2 separate regions of the Homo sapiens genome follow, and region 2 is linked to region 1. Evidence: read pairs that join two places in POLR2A ChIA-PET (ENCODE). Cell type or tissue: HepG2. All regions are shown on one strand. Each heading gives the region's core, and the rest is flanking DNA. Links, peaks and the distances in the headings are about the cores only. Region 1 has its middle 47 kb from the start of PDGFA. Region 2 overlaps PRKAR1B (protein kinase cAMP-dependent type I regulatory subunit beta).

Region 1 (4,374 bases), core at 126-4,125:
GTGCCCCTCAACACACCCCTCCCCCGCCACCCTATATCTCCCTGTGCCCCACAGCACACCCCTCCCCCGCCACCCTATATCTCCCTGTGCCCCACAGCACACCCCTCCCCCGCCACCCTATATCTCCCTGTGCCCCACAGCACACCCCTCCCCCACCCTATATCTCCCTGTGCCCCACAGCACACCCCTCCCCCGCCCTATATCTCCCTGTGCCCCACAGCACACCCCTCCCCCACCACCCTATATCTCCCTGTGCCCCACAGCACACCCCTCCCCCGCCACCCTATATCTCCCTGTGCCCCTCAACACACCCCTCCCCCGCCACCCTATATCTCCCTGTGCCCCACAGCACACCCCTCCCCCGCCACCCTATATCTCCCTGTGCCCCACAGCACACCCCTCCCCCACCCTATATCTCCCTGTGCCCCACAGCACACCCCTCCCCCGCCACCCTATATCTCCCTGTGCCCCACAGCACACCCCTCCCCCACCCTATATCTCCCTGTGCCCCACAGCACACCCCTCCCCCGCCCTATATCTCCCTGTGCCCCACAGCACACCCCTCCCCCACCCTATATCTCCCTGTGCCCCTCAACACACCCCTCCCCCGCCACCCTATATCTCCCTGTGCCCCTCAACACACCCCTCCCCCGCCACCCTATATCTCCCTGTGCCCCTCAACACACCCTCCCCCACCACCCTATAGCTCCCCCATGCCCCTTCTCCCCTTTCATGCTGTTCGGGGCGTGTCCATCTGTTGACCGTCTGTCTCCCCCGCCAGGATCCTGTGCACCCCTGCACACGCCCAGCCTGGGCACACTCGGCAGACCGCTGATGATCTACTGGAAGAGCAGACGAGGGTCTGACTTCCTAAGTCATGGTGTCAGCCTCGAACAGGAGTGTTCTGGGTCCAGGGAGATGTCATGGAGTGAGCTGGGCCTGGGCTGGAGGCCTGGCTCTGCTGGCGGGGCTGAGCCCATTCACCCATCAAGCCCCCGTTTCTCATCTGTATGATGGGAGGCTCCCCGCACCACCCTCTCTTCCCTATCACCTTTCCGACTGACCTGGGTGGGGGCCAGGTGTGACTGTGGCCAGGGTCTATGGGGGATCACTGAGGTCCTCAAGATGGCCCCGGACAAGGAGGGGCATCAAAGCAGGGGAGACAGAGGAGCTCTGGCCCCGTCTTCCCCAGCAGCCCATGAGCCATGGATCAGCCGGGGGCGCCCATGTTGAGCAGTCCCAGGGAGCCCGCTGCCCTGAGCCATTTGACCAGAGGGGTGGCCCGGCCAGCTCGGCACAGTGCTGAATTCTGGGGACCTCATCGCTCCTGCCGGTCCCCTAGGGGCTCACAGTGGGGCTGGAACGAAAGGGAGCCTGATGGAGCCTGCAGCTGACTGCCCAGGAAGCTTCCGGAACGCAGCCACGTGGGAGCGGTTGCTGGAACTTCCTCACACTGCCTGTTCAGGCCGGGCCCGCATTCCCCCTCCAAGGGAAGGGAGGGCCAGAGCCGGTGCGAAATCTGTCCTGGCAGCTCCCCAGGGACTCCCGGGGCAGGCTCAAGTTTCTAAGGAGCATAAACTATGTCTTACAAGTCGAGATAGTGACTCCAGTGACTGAAAACATCAGAAATAGCTCTGCTGAGTCAGTCCCTTCCCAAAGTTCTGTGGGAAAGAGTCTGTCGGCCAGAGGGCTGACCCCACAGGCCCCAGCTCACTTGCAACAGCTCCTGCAGCCCAGGGAGAAGGCATGGGAGGGACCCGGGTGGTGGCACCTGGCAGCTGGTGAGCAGCCCTGAACCGTCCCTGGTGACAAGGAGGGGACACAGCTTAGAGGCACCCGCCATGCCACCTTTGTGGAGCTGGGCAGGCCTGGGGTTTAGGGACTCGGCGCAGGTCCCCCGGCCCCCTCATCCTGACACTTCTTTTCCTGGAGCTGCCTTTTCACAGCCTTCCCCCGAGGAGGAGTGACCTTTGGCTTGTTTGGATGTTAAGCGGGGAATCCGCACACAAGCCACAGTGTATGCGCACACACACAGAGGCACTGACGCACGGTGGCTTTACATGAAGGAGGTGCGTTATATCACATGACAGGAAGTTCAAGGTGTGCACTCAGTGATTCTGTGATACCACAGGAGCTGGGATTCCTCCTCCTCTCTACCCTGCCATTCTCAATTGGCCTCACACCTCATAATTGTCCCCTCGTGGTCACAAGAGGACTGCCATAGCTCCAGGCATCACGTCCTCATCCACCACCCTCTAAAGGCATCCCTGCCTTCTGCCCCTTTTATGACTTTTTATTTTTATTTTTATTTTTATTTTTAAAGATGGGTTCTGGCTCTGTCACTCAGGCTACAGTGCAGTGGCACGGTCATAGCTCACTACAGCCTCAACCTCCAGGGCCCAGGCAATCTTCCCACCTCAGCCTCCTGAGTAGCTGGGACCACAGGCATGCACCACCATGCCTGGATAATTTTTTTTTTATTTTTGTAAAGATAGGGGTCTCGTTATGTTGCCCAGGCTGGTCTCGAACTCCTGGCCTCCAGCAATCCCCCTGCCTTGGCCTCCTAAAGTGCAAGGATTACAGGCATCAGCCACTGCACCCAGCCTTGTGCCCCTTTCTGAGAGCCGGGAAGATGCTCCCAGGAGCCCTCGGGAGGCTTCCCTCCGGTCTCGTGGCCAGAATTGTCTCCTGCTCGTGTGAGTCGGTGGCGGGCCAGGCGAATGGAGCTACCGGGGCTGCCGCTTTGGACTGCTCGGCATTTGCCCCATGGGGCTGCACAGGGGCCCAGGCTGGCTGAGAATGTCCCTGGGTCCAGGAGGCAGACGGAGGTACAGCCCAGCAGCCAGGAGGTGTGTCAGGATGTTCCCCAGTCAGCACCCGTGGAGGGGAGGGAGGAGGCAGGGTGGGCGAGGAAGGTCCAACAGTGGACGGCCTGCCCACAAGAAGCTCTGAGGCTGGGAGCTGGCAGAGTTGCTGCAAGTGGGTTGGGCCAGGACTGCTGGGCCTGTGCACCTGCCTGGATGCATCAGTGGTCGTGGGCTGCCCTGGGAAGGGCGTGAAGCTCCCTGCAGCCAAGGATCCTGGAGGTGCTGACATCACCCAGCCACCGGACAACAGCCTGCCCTACTTCGAGGAGCTCTGGGCAGCCCAGCCCCATGTCCCCCTCACGCCCCACCCCACAGCTGACAAAAAGACCACAGGAGTCCAACAGCCAACCAGGGGGAGGCCGTTGAATTCGGGGGACAACCAGAAACGCCTGAAACAGAGATAAAGAGACTGATATGGAAAAGACTGGGCTGGCATGGTGGCTCCCAACTGGGATCCCAGTGCTTTGAGAGGCCGAGGCGGGAGGATCACTTGAGCCCAGAAGTTCAAGACCAGCGTGGGCAACATAGTGAGACCCCGTCTCTTTTAAAAATCCTTTTTTAATTAGGCAGGCATAGTAGTGCGTGCCTGTTTTCCCAGCTGCTAGGGAGGTAGAGGCAGGAGAATCACGGGAGTTTCGAAGTCCAAGGTCACAGTGAGCTGTGATTGCACCACTGCACTCCAGCCTGGGCAACATGGCAAGACCCCATCTCTAAAAGAAAGAAACAAGAAGACATGGAGAGAAATATCCAAAAATGTTTACAATAATGATTTCTGGATAGAAGGATTATAGGAAGTTTGTCGTTTTTTTCTTTGTCCTACTCTGTCTAAAGTGAATATGTATTTCTTTTATAATCAAAAAAACTTAACTTTTTTATAAGAAGTCCTTTTGTCAACAGAGCACAGGGTCTGGATTCAAAGACATGGGCTCAGCTCCTTTTGGGGCAATCCCAGGGCCCGCTGACGAGATCCGGGACAAAGTGAGTTCTGGGGACAGTCGGCTGTGCCTGCAGCCTCTGCTTCAGGATTCCCCACTGTGTTCTCCAGCCCACACTCCAGCACCCTGAGACTGGGGTTAGGTATGACCTTTCCCACGAATTAGCCATGTGATATTTTTTGAAGACATGAATTGTCATACTGCCAGATTCTTCATCCATAAAGTGGATCGTGCCCTTAGCTGGCTCACGAGTTGTGTTTGTTGAGATGGGTAACTCTAGCTGCTCTAATAGAGCCTCATACTCCCCAGCTTGACACAGTAGAGTTTATTTCTCGGTCAGGGGAAGGCCAACCTGGATTGTTCCCAGATGGTGGGCAGCAGTCCACATGGTCATGCAGGGATCCAGGCTCCACTTGACTCAGCTCTGCTGTGCTGCCTTTGGCCCCTCCAAATTCTCCACTCAGACAGAGAAAGAGGGCGAGGATCATGGTGGGGCAGGAGTAGGGCCAGGCTTGGAAATCCCCCGAATCCCACTGGCTGGAGCCCAGGGACATGGCTGCACCGGAGGCCAA
Region 2 (4,374 bases), core at 202-4,201, 81 kb after region 1:
CACCCAAACCCCCACCTCCCACCCAGGTCCTTCTCCAGAGCTACTGCCACCACCACGTCACCACCCAAACCCCCACCTCCCACCCAGGTCCTTCTCCAGAGCCACTGCCACCACCACGTCACCACCCAAACCCCCACCTCCCACCCAGGTCCTTCTCCAGAGCCACTGCCACCACCACGTCACCACCCAAACCCCCACCTCCCGCCCAGGTCCTTCTCCAGAGCTACTGCCACCACCACGTCACCACCCAAACCCCCACCTCCCACCCAGGTCCTTCTCCAGAGCTACTGCCATCACCACGTCACCACCCAAACCCCCACCTCCCGCCCGGGTCCTTCCCGCAGAGCCACTGCCACCACCACGTCACCACCCAAACCCCCACCTCCCGCCCGGGTCCTTCTCCAGAGCCACTGCCACCACCACGTCACCACCCAAACCCCCACCTCCCACCCAGGTCCTTCCCGCAGAGCCACTGCCATCACCACGTCACCACCCAAACCCCCACCTCCCACCCAGGTCCTTCTCCAGAGCCACTGCCACCACCACATCCAATGCTGCTGCTTCTCCCGTTCCCGGCACCTGTGACCAGGGCATCTGAGCACCGCGGGACCTGCCCAGAGACCACCGTCCGGCCTGGCCCAGCTCCCATTTTTGTTCAGACACACAGCTCCTCGAAATGGAACTCACTGGCCCCCCGCACCTTTGCCGAGGCGAGCGGAGGAGCCGGGAGGGGACGCGCTGGGACCTTCCCTGGGGGTCGGTATCTTTGTCACAGGGCTGCCGGTCTCCAAGCTGACCTTGGACCAACTCTCAAGGACTGGGAGCTCATCCAGCCATCCCGGCCTCCCCGGGGAAAGGGGAGGGGGGCGCTGTCTCAGGGTCACATGCCTACTAAGCTCCCTCCTGACCCCCGACACGGGGAAGTGGGGAGGGGTCTGCGGGTTGCCCAGATCAATGATTAACACAGAGGCCGTGGGCAGCATATCACAGGGCACCGCCGCAGCACGTGCTACGCACAGATGCAGCCTGCGGACGGCGGGGCTGGGGTAGCTGAATGTCCCCTGGACTCTGGTCCCTCCAGGGCCCCAGGTGTGGAAACCGCGGCCTGGCACAGGGAAAGCGTGGGCTGTGTGGCCAGACGGGGCTGCCGTGTCACTGTCCCCCCTGAGACTCCGCCTGCCGGGAACCTAGGAATGTCCCGCTGACACTAGAGCCGCTGGGAAGACACACTAGAGAAGCTTCCTCTGAACAGCCGGGGAAACGGTCTGTCCTCAACACCAAACACCCTCAGCAGGTGTTGATGAATGTAGCTCTGTCGCCGGCCCTGCACGCCGCCGGCCTCAGACACTCCCCGAATTCCACTCTGAGCAGCTCTCTCTGCACCACGCTCCGACCGGTCCCTAGTCCCCGGAGGCAGGGCCCCGCGTCTGCCGCAGAAGTGCAGCACCTGCGTGAGGAATGTCACCATCCCATTTTACAGCCGGGGAAGCTGAGGCCCAGGAAGGTGGCAGCACCTGCAGCCTGGCCCTCCAGGGTCCGGAGACGGCACCATCCGGGTACCCAGGGATCACGTCCCCACAGCCCCAGCCGGCCTGGCAGACGGCGGCCCTCTGAGAGCAGCTGCTCTTGGAGAACAAACACTTCATTTCAAGGTGGGCTCGGTTCACCCTGGCTCACCCAGACCCAGCCTCAACAAATGCCAGCCAGGCTGTACCTGGGTTAATGAGTAACTCCCCACCTCATCAGTCTGGGAGAGATGTGGGTCAGGAGACCCTGCTGGTGCCCGCCACGCCTAGAATCTCCAGGCACCAACTGGCAGCCCCTGTGACAGCCAGACCGCTGCCCTGGCCCCTGATCCGGCCGTGGGGCCACTCGGCTCCCAGGCCTCTGCCGTGTTTATGAATCCAGCTGATGGATGAGCAGGACGTGTAAACAACAGACCGGGCGGCTGAGTGCCGCCACTGTGGGCAGGGGGAGACAGGGAGCGTGCCCTCAGCCGGGTGCCCACAGACTCAGACCCCGGGCGCTGGAGAGAGGGAAGACTCCGTGGGCCCCCACCCACAGGAACAGCTCCCAGCTCTCCTCCCAGTCCTGGCACTGGCTCAGGCCAGACCCGGGCACAGCTCTGGGCTCTGAGGCCCATGTGGGGGCAGATGGCGGAGGGTGAAACTCCTGGGCTCTGAAGCCACCGGCCCCAGCCTTCCCATAGGTGAGAACTCTGCTTCCTGGTCTTCAAAGCTGTGGCCACTCTGAGAATTCGGTGCGAGAAAATTTGGTTAGCTGGGGTCTGGAGCAGGCCAAGCCCCCGCACAGGAGAGCCGCTGTGAGCGGCGTTATTTGTCTGGACAGCCCATCACGCTGACCTTGCGGACAGACGTCATCGATGCTCCCTTTGTGGCCATTTTTAACACTTTCTGTTTCACAGCTGGGATTATTTTCCTCTCTCAGAATCCAGGCGATGAACCTGACGGCCTCTGGTTCACAGGATTACTTGGTGAAACCTGGGTGTGGAGCAATGTTCAGGTGCTTTTGACCCCAAATAGCAGAAAACCCAAATTGAGGCTGGTAAGGTCTAATAAAGGCCACGGATCCCACAGAGCCAGAAGACAGGGGAGGCCACGGATCCCACAGAGCCGGAAGACAGGGGAGGCCACGGATCCCACAGAGCCAGAAGACAGGGGAGGCCACAGATCCCACAGAGCCAGAAGACAGGGGAGGCCACGGATCCCACAGAGCCGGAAGACAGGGGAGGCCACGGATCCCACAGAGCCGGAAGACAGGGGAGGCCACGGATCCCACAGAGCCGGAAGACAGGGGAGACCACGGATCCTGCAGAGCCGGAAGACAGGGGAGGCCACGGATCCCACAGAGCCGGAAGATAGGGGAGGGCTCCCAGGCCCATTTCATGGCTCGGAGGTGGCAGGGACCCAGCCTTGCTCTTGCTTCCTGCTCTGGGACCTCGGGGAGGTGCAAGGTCCTCAATCAGGTCCCTCATGGGGGCACAGAGGCTGCCGTGGCTCCGGGAGTCACCACAGGCCACCCCTACACCATCAGCAGAAAGACAGAACCTACCTCTTTCTCCTGCACTTCTCCCCTCAGCAGTGAGAAACCCTTCCAGAAACTCCTGGAAACATCCCCTCACTCCTCATTGGCCAGAGAGGGTCTCACGCTTGCCCTAAACCAGTTGCTGGGGAATATGACCCATGGGACTGGACGTGCCCCGCTCTGGGGAGGGGCTGAGGATTGGGATTCTGCCGGCAAGGAAGCGGCAGGGATGGGTCCGGGGAGCCCCCACGGGGCTGCTGTGCCGACTGCTCCCGGACACACCACACTTTGTCACTAGTCACGCTGTCTGGATGCAAGAGCACACTGGCCGTGCTCGGTGGTCTCTGGAATCCGGTTCTAAGTGGTGGCATCTCCTAGAGGCCATTTGGAAATCGGCAGCATAATTACCACACGGATGACTTTTTTAATTGGAGGCATTCTCACTCTTCACACGCCCTGATAGGAAAGGATGCACAGGTACCTTCAGGCTGGACCCTCCTCTGAGGCTCTGGAGAGATGTGTTTTGTAAACCTCTGCTGTCTTTCCCTCCAGCCCGACCAGGGAGGGACTGACCACTGTCTGGGCAGCTGCTGCACCCCAGACCTTCACATGCCCCCTTTTTCAGGGCCCCAGCATGTTGTGGGGGGCATGAATTTCTCCACTTCGCAGATGGAAGCCCAGAGAGGTTGAGCAACTTGGCCAAGGCCACACAGTCAGAGTCCCGCTGCCTCCACAAGCAGATGACATCCAGCCCTACCCGAAGGCTGCAGTCACCCGTGGTGGTGGCCAGCACACCTGGCTCACAGGCCCTGTTGCAGGAGGGGTGCTGCGAATTGGCAGACGGGAGCCCGGGAGGCAGACCCAGGCAGCGTGGGCTTGCATCCAGGCCCCCCACCTCAATGCATGACCAGATGCCCCCGCTCCGGGGACTCAGCCAGGTACAAGCCGTCTTCATCCCTCCTATGCTCATCCCAGCAGTGCGGCCCCTCCGGGCCCCTGTCTCCCTCTTGCATATGCCCCGGGAGTGGCCAGCACGAATTTTGCTTCAAGGACGCTCGGCTCCTGGCTGTCTCCAAGCTCCCAGGCACCCCCAGGCCACCCTGCACCCCTGAAGCCTTTGTGAGAACCACCATGAAGCCCCTGACCAGAACACAGCTCAGGTGGGGGCATTCGTGCTTCCCACCAAGAGTGACTGGACACCCACCACGTGCCAGGCACCGTTTTAGGCCACGGAGGAAACTTCTGGAAACCGACCCCTCAGAGGCATCCCAGAGGCCACCAAAGCAAACCCACCCACCCCGACCCCAATCACCCCCAAACACAGCTTCA

The links. Peaks named below come from ENCODE experiments on the same cell type or tissue, not always from the same donor. Only the 100,000 strongest peaks of a DNase experiment are listed, where the experiment ranks them.
Region 2: POLR2A ChIA-PET joins it to region 1 with 5 read pairs; 3 of 35 experiments call an interaction of 5 or more read pairs at or near these places.

What each region holds. Positions count from the first base shown.
Region 1 is chr7:470,569-474,942 of GRCh38, forward strand. No RefSeq gene overlaps it. Among named protein-coding and RNA genes, the nearest start is that of PDGFA, 47 kb to the right of the region's middle. RefSeq lists enhancers at 396-1,352, 4,224-4,374. In HepG2, for the core only: no CTCF peak of the experiment used is centred there; a DNase peak (open chromatin) is centred at 2,033.
Region 2 is chr7:551,989-556,362 of GRCh38, forward strand. All of the region lies in intron 9 of PRKAR1B (protein kinase cAMP-dependent type I regulatory subunit beta), which reads right to left. Among named protein-coding and RNA genes, the nearest start is that of PRKAR1B-AS2, 7.8 kb to the right of the region's middle. RefSeq lists an enhancer at 457-957. In HepG2, for the core only: no CTCF peak of the experiment used is centred there; DNase peaks (open chromatin) are centred at 993 and 1,723.